Regions from separate parts of the Homo sapiens genome. Here region 1 is linked to region 2. A link is a contact called in ENCODE Hi-C data. All regions are on one chromosome and are shown on one strand. The core of a region is the stretch at or near the end of the contact, and the rest is flanking DNA. Distances in the headings are between cores, read along the strand shown. Region 1 has its middle 8.8 kb from the start of LINC01530. Region 2 has its middle 17 kb from the start of KLK2.

Region 1 (6,978 bases), core at 4,043-6,542, 710 kb before region 2:
GATTTGAAGATGTGGTACAGGACAAACTGCCTCTGTATTCTCATGCTTTGATCTCTCATCTTGAAATTTTTGTGTTTACTCTAGAAGAGCCTATGTCTTTTGGTTTGTGGAAGAGGTCAACATTTCCATTTCCATGATCCTCCTATTTCCACAAATAGACCAGGTCAAAAGCTGCAGAAGAGACACCAAGAACCGTAGGCTGATTCCACCTCCTTGGGGACCTTCACTGAGCAACAGAGATGCCAAGAAGGAGGGGAGCATGACATTTTTCCCTCATGAGGAGAAGACTTTTAGTGAGATATTGTCACAAATAGAAAACATAACCTCTAAATGTGAAAGGTAGAGTACTACTCTACTTACAGAGAGCTTAGGTGTTCCCGTGTCCCATATCTGAGCACCTCTCATCCTTGAGGGCCAGTTGCGAGTTTGGAGGCCTCAGAGAAGGTAGATTTGCCATTGCCTTCTTCTTTCACATTTTAGACTCTGTTATGTTTGGTACTGGAGGATCCAGGTGAGGATGGCCCCCTTCCAGAACCAATAGCCACGAACTGGATCTGGGTCCATCTGGGGATCCTGGAGTGAGAAAAGTGCAAGGTGCAAGCTCTTCTGATCATCACAACCACAATAAGTGTGTGTGGGGGTGGAGGGAGGTGTGTCTCAGGGTGACCCATTCCCAGTAACAGTTCTTGGGTGTCCTATATCCTCAGCAGGCTCTGACATGGGGAAGTCAGAGCCCCATTGCACCCAGATTCCAGGATACCTAGGATGTGAATGTCAGGTGTCTGGGTCAGCACTTGCAGGGAGAGGGAGGACCTGGGGAACAGAGGAGGGTATGGTACCAGGAGTGGCCTGTGGATCAGCCCCGAGCTGGGTCCTCTGCTTTCAGCTCAGGGTCCTTCATGTCTTCCACAACCCAATCCTTTGGATGAAACAGGTTGCTGATTCCAAGCATAGACTGAAAAGCTAAGTAGAACATTTGAATCTCATGGGGATAGAATGATAAAAGTTATGGCTGAGGGCTTGCCAAGGAAAAAGGGCCATGGTAAACACTGTAGTGCTGTGGTTGGGACCTTGTAGAGTAAGGATGAGTTGGAACTAGATGATACCTCATAAGGATTAAAGCCAGACCAAATTTCCTCAATATCTGATCAAATTGAAGTGGTCGGCTTGCCACAAGCAACAGTAAATATGCCCTGAAGAAGGATAATGTGACCCAGAGCTTAAAATTATCTCCATAGGTTTTCATCACTCCACCAGACAAGAGTGTGGCCAGGGAAACAGCAGCCAAGAGTTTTATGAGAATAGAGCGCTCACTAGAGGACCTAGAACTTAATGCAAATGTGGTAGAGCTGGAAAGTGATGCTTTGGAGAAGGCAGGATGATCATGAGAGCATCATTAAGCAGTTCCATTGAAGAACAGGTGTGGGTAGGCAAGACAGAGCGTGCAGGGATATATGAAAAGCCAAGTATGCCCATTGTTACCATGGGACCCCCAAAGGGGGATCTCAGAAAGTTCTATGGAAAACTGTTGCCTGCGTAGCTACTACCTCTGTAAGCACACAGCCAAGCAGGTGGTGGTAGATTTGAGGCTGGTGTTGGTCATCCCCAGGGCTGGCAATTGGGAAGATGGCCTGCATGTGGAGCAAAGCAGGGAAAACTGCCTAATACATTATGCTATTTTATAGTTGTTTACAGCAGGAGGGTAAGTCTGGTACTAGTTACTCCATTCTGCCTGGTTATTATTATTAATCACATTCACAATTTTAATGGTTCTTTTAAAAATGTAATCCAATACAATGGTGAAACTCTCCATTTTAGCATCTGTTTTTACGTGATGACAATTAAAGTCCATACCTAAAACTCATATCTAGAACACCTGTAAATACATCTGTGCTTGATGCCCAGCCTCTTGGTATTCAACAATTTTGTCATATCTCCTGGCATGCTTGTCAACTTTTTAATTTTTAGTTGAATTTCTAGTATTTTGTTTGAAAAACTGCAGAGATTTTTTTGAGCTCTGACTGAAATTTTCCTCCTCTGGATTCTAGTACAGTCTAGAACAGCACTGTGCGATGGAACTTTCATGACGATGGAGGCATTGTGTCTGCATTGTTCAATATGGTGGTAAGGAGCACTTGAAAGGTGTTTAGGGTGACTGAGGACTTAATCCTTAATTTTATTTTAATTAATTTAAAGATAAATCGGCTCATGTGGCTAGGGCTACCCTATTTTTGCTTTCTGGCAAGTGGAATAGGGACAGATCCCTTAAGCCAGCCCCAGGCTGAGTGAGTTTGAAGATGGGTTTTGGTCTTTTTGTGGGCAGGTCTACTCCCAGTTGACCCATATTTTTTGGCGGGGGGGACGGAGTCTCACTCTGTTTCCCAGGCTGGAGTGCAGTGGCGCGATCTCAGCTCACTGCAAGCTCCACCTCCTGAGTTCACGCCATTCTCCTGCCTCAGCCTCCTGAGTAGCTAGGACTACAGGCGCCCGCCACCACGCCCGGCTAATTTTTTGTATTTTTAGTAGAGACAGGGTTTCACCGTGTTAGCCAGGATGGTCTCGATCTCCTGACCGCGTGATCCGCCCACCTTGGCCTCCCAAAGTGCTGGGATTACAGGTGTGAGCCACTGCGCCCGGCCGACCCTTACTTTTAATCTGTAACCCTTCTTGAGTTCTAATGGAAGGTTTGGGGTGTTTACTGGGCCTCTCCTTATCAGACCCGGAACATCAAATTTGGCTTACCCAGTTCCATCAGACTGCTGAGAGGAGAGTTTAAACATGTTGGGCTCACCTCAGTGATCTTCCCTTCCTTCCAGGGTTTTGGTCCCTCAAGTCCTGTCTACCTTGGTAGCACCAGGCTCCATGATCTATTTGTATTTATTTAATTTTATTAATTTTTTTTTTTGTAGAGACAGGGTCTCTGTATGTTGCCCAGGCTGGCCTCAAACTCCTGAGCTCAAGAGATCCTCTCACGTTGGCACCCCAAAGTGCTGGGATTATAGGCATGAGCCACTGCACCTGGCCACCATGATTTCTGTCTCCAGCCCCAGCCATAACACTGCTGAAAGCTCAACTCAGGTTCCCATCTTCTTATCCTCTGCTTTCTGCTTGCTTCCTTAGCCTTTTGGCCCCTCCAGGAGAATGAGCTTCCCTTTTCTCTGCGATCCTGGCCAACTTGGTAGCTCTCCAATGTCATCAGATTGTTTTTGTGTGTGTATGTGTGTACTGTTTTTCCATTTGGTCTCAGTCTTAGTGTGGAAGTGTTGTTCTGACATTAGCTTCTCTATCATGGCTAGAAACCTCGCTTGCTTTGTTTGATCTCTGCCCCAAAGTCACCTTCTCAAAGAGGCCCTGGCCTTTCAAACTAAAATAACAGCTCTTTACACCTTTTCCCTTTATGTTATTTCTTATCTACAGCACTAATTATCTGACATTATATAGGTGTCTTTCCCACAAGGCCCTAAGTTCCATGAAAGACTCTGTCTTTTTTCTCTCACCAGTGCCTAGAACAGCCCCTGCACACATTAGGTGCTCAATAAGTGTTTCTTGGATGAATAATGCTGTTATTGTCCGATGGGGAGAGAGGTCTGGTCTTTGCCCTTAATGATCAGTCTAATTAGGGAGAGCATAACCCAAAACGGTGGGAAGGCCACAGAGTCAGGACAGGACCTATGGGTGGGGGACCTATGGGGTGGGGTTTGGGAGATCCCTACGCCCTGGACTGGGTGGGAGGGGAGAATCAGGAAGGTCCTCTTTCTGTAAGGACCCTGGAGGGTTTGAGCAGGCAGATGGGAAAGGGAAGGCATTCCTGACTAGGGAGGCAAGCCAGCAAAGCTCGGAGGTGGGACTGAGAACACCAAATCTCCCACAGGTTAGGCAGGAAGTTTCTGGGCCTCACTCCTTTCAGGACCAGCTGAGCAGCAATCCTGAAACTAAAAGCTCCCTGGTGGCCAAACCTTAATATGAACAACCAAGTTACTGAATCCTCCCAAGAGTACCCTGATGTCGGGGGAGTGGAGAGGGAGGGTTGCTTCTATTTTCAGAGGAGGAAATAGAAGGTCAGAAGAGTTAAGCGGCGATTCAGGCTCGCGCAGCTCTGCCTTCAGAGCTTGAGAGGTCTGCAAAGCCCACCAGCCCCTCCTTACCTATGACAAGAGACGGCAAGGGAGATTCAGGTGGTGATGGATGAGGACAGGATAGCATGGGGGAAAGGCAATCCCAAAATCTCTGACAGCTCTGGAGCCAGGCCAACCTGGTGGGAGCCCCCAGGTCAGTTACTGCGGCTCAGGCTACTGCCAGTGAGGCCGTGGAGGAGACGAAATGAGGGTGCAGCACGCGCTGCACACGAAGCGCTGGAAGGGAGGCATCGTGACGGGGGCTGTGAATGGCGTGTGTCCATCAAGTCACGTCACTCCGCTTACCCCACTGCGGGCAAACAGGAAACATCAGGAATCTGGTGCTCAAGGAGGGTCAGGACCATGCTGAGCGCACCCAGAACCAGCAGAGAACTGGGCAGGAGGTCCCCAACCAACCCCCACTCGCTCAGGAATCACAAGGTGTTCAGCCCCCTCCTCCCTGAGATCCAGGAGTCCACGACCCCAGGCCCTCCTTCCTCAGCCACAGATGCCTGGGGTCCCCAGCCCCACTTCCTCTAGCCCTAGTCCTGGTCCTCTCCTCTCTCAGACCTAGGATGGCCCCCCAGCCCCCTCCTCCCTCAGAGCCAGAAGGCCAGCTCGAGACCCTTCCTCCCTGAGACCCCGAAGTCTGGGGTCCCAGCTTCAGGGTTTCAGGTCACTGGGCCCCCATCCCCCTCCCACCTCACATGGAAGGCCAGGTAAGGTAACGGGTTTATTCACAGTGTCATTTACAGGCAGACCTCACCCGGGCGCGTCGGATCCCGGCGGGAGGCCCGGAGTCGCTAGAAGGTGGGGACGGTCTCGGAAGTGGGGGCCCGGGCCGGATCCCCGGGCGTCCCCGGCGTCGCCTCCTCGTCCAGCCCCCGGCGGCCCTTGCCGATGGCCAGGCGGGGCCGACCGCGGTTCAGGCCGTCCAGGAGGGAGCAGGCCTGGCAGAGCGCGCGGCTGGCCAGCGCCCCACAGCGGGGGCAGGCGCCGGGGCGCGGGGGCCGCGCGGCCGAGGCCAGCGCCAGGCGTTCGGCCGAGTGCACCAGGTCCAGCACCGCCGACGGCCGCGGCGCCTCCAGGCGCTTGAGCAGGTCCCGGGCGCTCCTCTCTTCTGAGAAGTAGTCGAGGCGGCGGAAGTGCCCGTACGGCACCACCTCCTGCGAGGCGAACTGCAGCGGGCGGCAGCGCGGAAGGGCACCCCCCTAGCCCGGAGAGCCCAGGCCCCCGCCCCGGGCCAGCCGCCCCGCAGGAAGTTCATGAGCACGGTGTCCACCATGTCGTCGGCGTTGTGACCTGGTGGGGAGAGACGGGAGAGGGTGAGGTGCGGCGCGGAGGGCGCTGCTGGCCAGGGAGCCCCTCGAGGAACCAAGGGTCCACCAGGACCCAGAGAGAGACTGGGAGGGGAGACCCACGGAGACCCAGGGCACAGTGGGGCCGCCAGGTCCCAGAGAGAGAGACGGCGACGGGGAGAGCGAGCCATGGAGACCTCCGAACAATGTGCAACAGCCAGGATCCAGAGACAGAGAGGGGGAGACAGAGCCATGGAGACCCCTGGGACACTGTGGGTAACCAGGACCCAGAGAGAGACGGGGAAGGGAGACCCAGGGCACAGCGGGGCCGCCAGGACCCAAGACAGAGAGGGGCAGGGGGAGGGGGAACAGATACTGATGGGGAAACCGGACCATGGAGACTCCCGGGCACCATGGAGCAACCAGAAGGAGACTGGAGGTGGACAGAAAACCTGAAGGGAACACAAACAAGCTCCTTGGGGGGAGCCCTCATTTGCCATCCACCTACTGTATACCAAGCCCTTCGCTAGCTCTCTTTCCACATAGCGGGTAAAAGTGCTTTAAGCTGCAAACACCATTTCAGCCTCAGTTAAAACTGTATTTCAGACTACACAGGAGAAAAAAGGGCCATCTAATGGGGATTCTCAAGAGAGCTGTAGACACAAGTGTCTCTGGGAATGCAGATCACGCGATTTACAAAGACCAGAAAGAAAGTTAATGAATACATACACACCAGTCGCCATACAATTTAAATGGAAACTACGTTTATTCTGCATTTTGTCATCTTATACTTGAGTCTGTATATTAAAATGCTGTTCTTCTTCGGGCTTCTCAAGTTGGTCATATTTCCCCTCCTCAAGGCCTTTGCCTCTCTGTGACCTCAGCTCAGAACACCCCCCGCCCAAACTCCAACTCATCCTTCACCTGGTTATTCACTGAGCCTTCGGGTCTCAGTTCACTCAGGAAACGTTTCCTTAATCCCCACCTTTTCCCCGCCACTAGTACCCCCTGATATAAATTCACACATTCTGTGTAATTTTCCGTAGTAGCACTCGTCAGGTTATAATTACATTCGTGAGAATCAGGCAGGAGCAGAGACTGTCTTGTGCTCTTGTGGATCATCATAACAGCAAACATTTACATCATGTTTACTGTTTTTCAGCCTCTAGTCTGAGTGCTTTATATATAACTCATCTAATTCCCAACTCAAGGACCCAGATATTATTAACATCCCCATTTTACAAAAGATGAAACGGAGGTTAAGTAATTTGCTCTAGGCTACACAGCTTGTATCTGGTATTTAGTCAATGGACGATGATTACTTATTGAAGTAATCATTGAGAGAAAATAAGAGTTGTCAGAGAGAAACCTATAAAGAAAAGGAGTTAAGAGACACAGTAGCATTTCAGACTGTGTGACTTTCGATGAGAGACACCTCTTCACATCTCTCTTTGTGAAGGGAGATACAAAGTCATTTCCCTCTACTAAAAATAGAAAAATTACCCAGGTGTGGTGGCAGGCACCTGTAAGCCCAGCTACTCAGGAGACTGAGGTAGGAGAATCGT
Region 2 (6,706 bases), core at 2,521-5,020:
GCCCCTCTTCCCAAAAGCCATGTATTTCAGGTTTCATAGACTGGACACATCTGGCTTTTCTCAAGCATCTTGTGACCCAAGCCTCCCTGTGGTCCTAGGCTCCTCCCTATGGACACAAAGCCTAAGTCAGCCACCATGTTGGACACACCCACAAGGGGGCAGACGTGGGCAGTGCCATGTGATACATGTGACTGGAGAGGCGCACGGGTGATGGTGGGCTAGTTGCGCCGAAGTGACGCCATAGTGGTGCGCCGGGATCCTCATAGTGCTGATGATGTCAGAAGATGCGCCAAACGCCCTTCAGCTGTTTAGAACCAGCGCGCTTGCGCAGTTCCTGCTCGTCGGGCTCCTGCTGGCCCAGCAACTATAGGGAGCTAGCAGGCCAGTGGTTACCCACAAGCTGAGTGTGGAGTAGACAGAAAGACCCAAATGTTAGCAATCTGGGATCCCCAAGCCCTGTGATAATCTGAAATTCCACTTACCACCTCCTGAGGCCCTGGTACCAATGGCCCCTACTCCTGCCTCTCAGATAGCTAAGAGTTCCAATGTGTGGGCACACACCCATTGGGCTGTAGTCCCCAAGCTCCAGTACTTTTGTCCTCAGAGGAGTCAAGGACTCTCTCCCCAACCCATTAAAATACAGGAGTCCAGAATCCCAACATTTTCCTTCTCCAAGACCTTGGACTCCCGGCTTTCAGCCTTCTCCAACTCCAGGTACAGAACCCATGGGTTCCTACTCCCAGCCACGTTTTTCAGGACCCTGACCCCTGCCTTCTTACCAGGTTTGGTAGTGGGCCTCAGAGAGCTCACAGCGGGGGACAGTGCATGAAGGACCACAGTTAAAATGTCCACATTCAAAGAAAATCACTTGCCAAGATTGGGAGCAGAGCATACACTCCTCAGTTCCCAGGACCTAGTCACCGTCCTAGGCCTCTGGGATGGGAGTAGAGGATCCATGAGGACAGGGTCCTTCTCACCTCCTATTCCCTGACTGTGCCCTTATCTACCTACATATTCTTCACTTATGCCTTCCCCTCAGTTTCTCCAGGAGCCTCTGATATGTTTTTAAAATACTGTTTTCTCTCTAGCTTTAAAAAACTTTTGCCTCTTTTCCCTGGAACTGTATCCTTTTTTGTTCCCACCACCCATCTCATGTGTTATAGGTTCCCAAAAGAGAGAGAAAGGGGAAAAGACCAGAGGGCAAGAAGTTCTCTGTGGTTGGGGATGAAGATAAGGTCACTGGATACAGTGAGTTCAGACAAGTGGTCACTTGGAGCCAGTCATTCAGGCTCATTCATCTGTCACAGATATTAAATGGATGTGACACTCAGTATGTATGACACACAAATTTGGTCCCAGAGTTTGGGTATCTCGGCCAAACTCAGGGTCATACAAGGGCACAGATGTGGCCATACTAGATTGTGGACCTACATATATGCACAACCAGACTTTCAAACTTAGGTATTGGTAGGTACAGCATTTACAGCTTACCTTCACGTAACATATAAATAGATCTCAGCTTCGAGGGTCACTATATGGACATTGATATTTGTATGTAAGTGTGGACAGTTAAGACATGGGTGTGGCTAGGCACAGTGGCTCACGCCTGTAATGCCAGTACTTTGGGAGGCCAACGTGGGTGGATGACCTCAGATTGGGAGTTCAAGACCAGCCTGACCAACATGGAGAAACCCCTTCTCTACTAAAAATACAAAATTAGCCAGGCATGGTGGCACATGCCTGTAATCCCAGCTACTCGGGAGGCTGACACAGGAGAATAGCTTGAACCAGGGAGGCAGAGGTTGACTTGAGCCAAGATCATGCCATTGCACTTCAGCCTGGGCAACAAGAGCAAAACTCTGTCTCAAAAAAAAAAGACATAGGTGTATGTGTGCATACACACGCGCACACACGCGCACACACACACACACACAGAGCTTTGGACATAGAAGCTTGGACCAAAATCTACACTCCACTGTAGGTCTGGATACCCAGTGTTCCAGTTGCACACACTTGCACACAAGGTCTGAACGTACAAGGTGGGGGCCTTAGTAAAGGTACACAGGAGAGAGACACTGATATGCAGTGTTGGGTTTGACTTTGAGGGGACATATCCTGAGTAGCCCCTCCAAAAGCAATTCACAGACATGGGTCTATAGTATGGTGGTTGTATCCAAAAGTATGACCACCTGGGATCAAACATATTATTTCTGAATCTTTGAGAAAATTATTTGACCTCAATGTCTTTCCATTTCCTCATTTGTTCATGGGGGTTTCCTTAAGACTTAAATAGAAAAATGTGTCTTTGTGTGTATGCCTGTGTGTGGGTGTGCATGATAATGCCTGGCACACAGTAACTGTAATGCATAGTAATAAATATCAGTTATTTTAATCAAGGACACATGACTTAGTTATGGTACATACGTGTGCACGTTCAGATTTTGAAAACAAATATAGCCAAAATCAGACATATGTGCAGACCCAGATAAAGTTAGTCAAAGCTAATACTGTGATTCATCCATAAAACCACTTAGTGGTGATTCAGAGTTGCAGACACCAACCCCAAGGGCCAGACATTCAAATACAGCTTCATAGGTTAGATTCCTGGCTACTCCCAGACACAGAGTTGGGCATTTATGGGGAAAGACATATTCTGGAGACACAGGCAGCTGGGACAGGAAAGATTTATCTGTCTCTAGATCACCCCCCAAGTCAGACACTTGGTGTTGAAGGTTACTCATCAGTTTTCCCATATGGGGACATGGCTCACATGTGTGGGCAGGTAGTGGACAGCAGGGCCTTGCACACCCACCACATACACATGTGCATGCACATACACACACACACAACACACACACACGCACACAGAACTGCACTACGCACAAGTACCAAACAAGGACTTTTCACAGTCAGAAGACCCTGAGCCTCTACACTGGGAAACGTGGATATGTCCCCTCAAAGTCAAATCCACACATAAACAGACAGCAACAATAGGGCACATCCAGATCAGATCCCCATATTTTTCCTGCCATCTTTGGGAACTGGGCCTGGCACACTGGTGAGGCTAGGGTAACAGATGTGGCAGACAAGGGGTATAAGGAAGAAAGTATAAGTTTGTTTTGCAGGGAAGGTTAGAGAATTTAAATTATGATTCTGAGAGAAAATTCTCCATGGGCCTCTCATGTTTCTACATGGCTTCAAAGTGAAAAAAAAATTGCTTTGGACTATCAAGGATGTTTGGCTAGCAAGCCATCTTGCAAATGGTATTTTCAACAAAACAGCTTTGCTTACCGACCAGTGTAATAATGTGTCCCTTAAAGCAGATTTGTTTAGTGTTCAGTACAATAAATATAGTATGTTCCTCCAGAGCAGGTCTGTTTGTGGTCGGGATAACGAAGAATGTGTCTCCCTCTCGGACAAATATTAATAGTCCCTTCATACGATTCAGGATTCCTAAGCTCAGGTTTCTCAGCTGTGGGTCAAAGCATCGTGTCACAGGATCCTCCTAAACTTCTCTGATCATTCCTGTGGGACTTAGGGTCAAGGCGAACTGATGTGAACACAAAGCTCATGCTGTCTTCTGTGCTGTGAGTAATAAAGTCCTTTGCCTTTGATCCAGAATCCAGTGTGTTCTGCCAGTATCCATAAAACTGTGGCAGGCTAACTTATTTGTTTGCCAGTTGGCAAAATATCAGCCCCTTCAGAGTTTTTGACAAACAGTTGGGCACTAAGGCTGCACCTGTCCAGCTGGAGATGGAAGGGTGGGAGGTAGGAGGGGCCCCAGCTGGGCACAGCCACATGACAGAAGAGGGACCAAGGCTAGGTTGAACTTTTTTGAGGGCAGTGTAAGCCAAGCTGAAGTTGAACTTTCTTGGCCCTTGGAGTTAGGAGGGGCCCCAGCTGGGCACAGCAAAATAACAGAAGAGGGAACAAGGCTGAGTTGAACTTTTCTGGGGATAGTGTAAGCCAAGCTGAAGCTGAACCTTCTTGGCTCTAGCTGGATCCTTCCAGATACAAATTCATCCCACCTTTGGCATAATAAATTTCCTTTCGCCATTTGTCTCTCCTCCTCCCCAACATGCTCTTCCTCTTGGGTTCTCCCTCTTGGGAGAGTTCACTGCTTCCTCAGGCACCAGGATAGATGCCAAGTGCCCCACATCCTGCCAGACACTGGCCACATTCTATCTGTCCCCTGGATCTTCATTTTTAAAGCCTCAGGCCACATCCTCTAACTAGACCCTTTCCCCAGTCTCCTGACCATAATCAGAGTCTTCCCACATGTCTTCATTCCAACTTTTGGGATCCCTACCCTTTCAATTATGCCTTCACTTTAATGGCAGACAGCATGCATGCTGAGGATTTAATTAGCACTGTAATTCAGCCACTCACACAATAAGATTCTAGGTTTGATTTTCAGAAATCTCAGCTCTGTGGCTACAGGAGATAAAGGTTTCTTTCAACATCATAGACATAGCAACTTTAGATTATTTCTTCAGTCTGAGATCTGGAAATTTAAAGTCCTGTGCTCATTCTTTTCTTTTTCCACTTTTGCCAACACAACTAGAAGCAATCATCCAATTTCATTATGCTTGTTACTTTAAAAAATATTCTAAAGTGTCATATACATGATCACCCTGGTCATTTCTCCTTTATTTGATTCGGAATATCCAGTGGTGTTATTTTGCATATCTCTATTGCCACATTACACCACGGACTTTTATTTCTGTTTGTATTACTGAAAATAGAGTTGTGGTGCCTTTAATTTATTCGCATTACAGAACCAATTCCAAACACTAGAAATGCCAGAACTAATTCAGAAAGCTCATCCTTAAGACTTCCTTCCTCTAGAACAACTAGTAAAGTTTCTCTCAGACAGGATTTTTAGAGAAACAGAAAAAAAATAAGATACACACACACAAATATACACATGCAAAGAGACAGACAGAGATGGAGACGGAAAGACAAGGACAAGAAGATGGAATCTGAGCTAATGGCAGAGACATGGAACCAGTAGAGAAGAGACCCACTGTCTTCAGAGAGTGCTGACCAGGAAGAGGAGAAGCCTTGGGGACTGGATCAGGTGTCTGTCCCTAGGTCCCCATTCCTGACTCTTCTCCTGCCACCCTGATCTGGGTGTAGCATCATATTAGGTAATTTGGCTGAAAAAACTGCTAACTTGGGAAAATGTCCCCTGTCCATAGGAGCAGGACATCCCAGACTCAAGAAGCTCATAAACCCACAAGCACTCTGTCCTTCATCTCCCCACCACAGCCTCCTAGACAAGACCCCAAATCACCCCACATACTTTGCTCCCAACCCAATGCCTGCTCCAGGCAATCTCATGTCTCCTACCCTAATCCCTGGGGTTTGCCCTGCTCTCAGAGCAAAGTCTCCCCACCAGGAACAGCCACCAACCCAAACCCCAAGGAATGGTCCAGAATCTCAGGCCCTCCTGTGTCCCTGGATCCCCAGCCCTGGTCCTCTGCCCCCTTCAAACCCACAGCCCAGCTCCCTCTCTTAGCCCAGTCCCTGGGCCCTCCTGCCAAGCCTGCCCTCCCTGACCCAGCACTCCCTCTGCAGATGCTGTGATTGCCATCCAGTCCCAGACTGTGGGAGGCTGGGAGTGTGAGAAGCTTTCCCAACCCTGGCAGGGTTGTACCATTTCGGCAACTTCCAGTGCAAGGACGTCCTGCTGCATCCTCACTGGGTGCTCACTACTGCTCACTGCATCACCCGGTGAGTGGGGACCTGGGGTCTGGGGAGGGGTGTCTGTGCCCCACAGGAATAACAGTTGGGCATTTCCCCTCAGATGAGGCTGGGGACAGAGGGAGAGAGACAGGGAAGGTTCTGGTTCAGGTTGCATGAACAGGCATTGGGGACCACCTTCCTGGGGGCTGCCTTGGTCTCTCACCGTATATCTGTCCATCTAGTCTCTCTGTGTCTCTTGGTATATGGCTCTGCTGTGTCTGTGTGGCTGTGTTTCGGCCTTGATCTCCCTCTCTCTTCTCTGTCTCTTGTCTCTGTGTCTCCCCGTCTCTGTTTTTCTCTGCATCTCTCTTGGCCATCTCTGTCATTGTGTATCTCAGCCCCCATCTCTCTGCCCATCTCTCTCTCTCGGCCATCTCTGTCATTGTGTATCTCAGTCCCCATCTCTCTGCCCATCTCTCTCTCTCTCTCGAGTCTCTCTCACCCCTCCCCACACCTCCCCATTGCCATCCTGAGCCTCTGCGGAAAGGAATAGAGGATCCCTGAGAACAGAGACTTCTTCCTATGTGGCCACCCTTCCCAGTGCCCTACAGTACCTACATATGTGAAAACCATTCACATATGCTTTTCCCACAATTTATCCGGAAGTCTTTGGTTTTTGGGGGAGTTAGTTTTGTTTGCTTTTTTGTTTTGTTTTGTTTTGTTTTTGAGACAGTCTTGCTCTGTTGCCCAGGCTGGAGTGCAGTGGTGCAATCTCGGCTCACTACAACCTCTGCCTCCCAGGTTCAAGCGATTCTCCTGCCTCAGCCTCCCGAGTAGCTGGGAGTACAGGCGCATGCCACCACGCCCAGCTAATGTTTTTCGTTTTTTGTTTTTTGTTTTTTGTTTTTTTAGTACAGACCGGGTTTCACCATGTTAGCCAGGATGGTCTCGATCTCCTGACCTCGTGATCCGCCTGCCTTGGCCTCCCAGAATGCTGGGATTACAGGAGTGAGCCACT

The links. A loop is a pair of places that touch in the nucleus more often than their neighbours do. Pooled maps may share reads with other maps.
Region 1: a map with no recorded cell type shows a loop between it and region 2 (6-fold over the local background). The contact joins two enhancer-like sites. A Hi-C loop is called at or near these places in 6 of 37 single-sample maps with no recorded cell type and 4 of 50 pooled maps.

Annotation. Positions count from the first base shown.
Region 1 is chr19:51,599,650-51,606,627 of GRCh38, reverse strand. It overlaps the pseudogene LOC339352. Among named protein-coding and RNA genes, the nearest start is that of LINC01530, 8.8 kb to the right of the region's middle. Within about 2 kb of position 5,292, at least 2 of the 41 ENCODE cell types and tissues checked have a DNase peak (open chromatin) inside an H3K27ac peak, as active enhancers do.
Region 2 is chr19:50,886,749-50,893,454 of GRCh38, reverse strand. It overlaps the pseudogene KLKP1. Among named protein-coding and RNA genes, the nearest start is that of KLK2, 17 kb to the right of the region's middle. RefSeq lists enhancers at 2,155-2,264, 2,335-2,384. Within about 2 kb of position 3,770, at least 3 of the 41 ENCODE cell types and tissues checked have a DNase peak (open chromatin) inside an H3K27ac peak, as active enhancers do.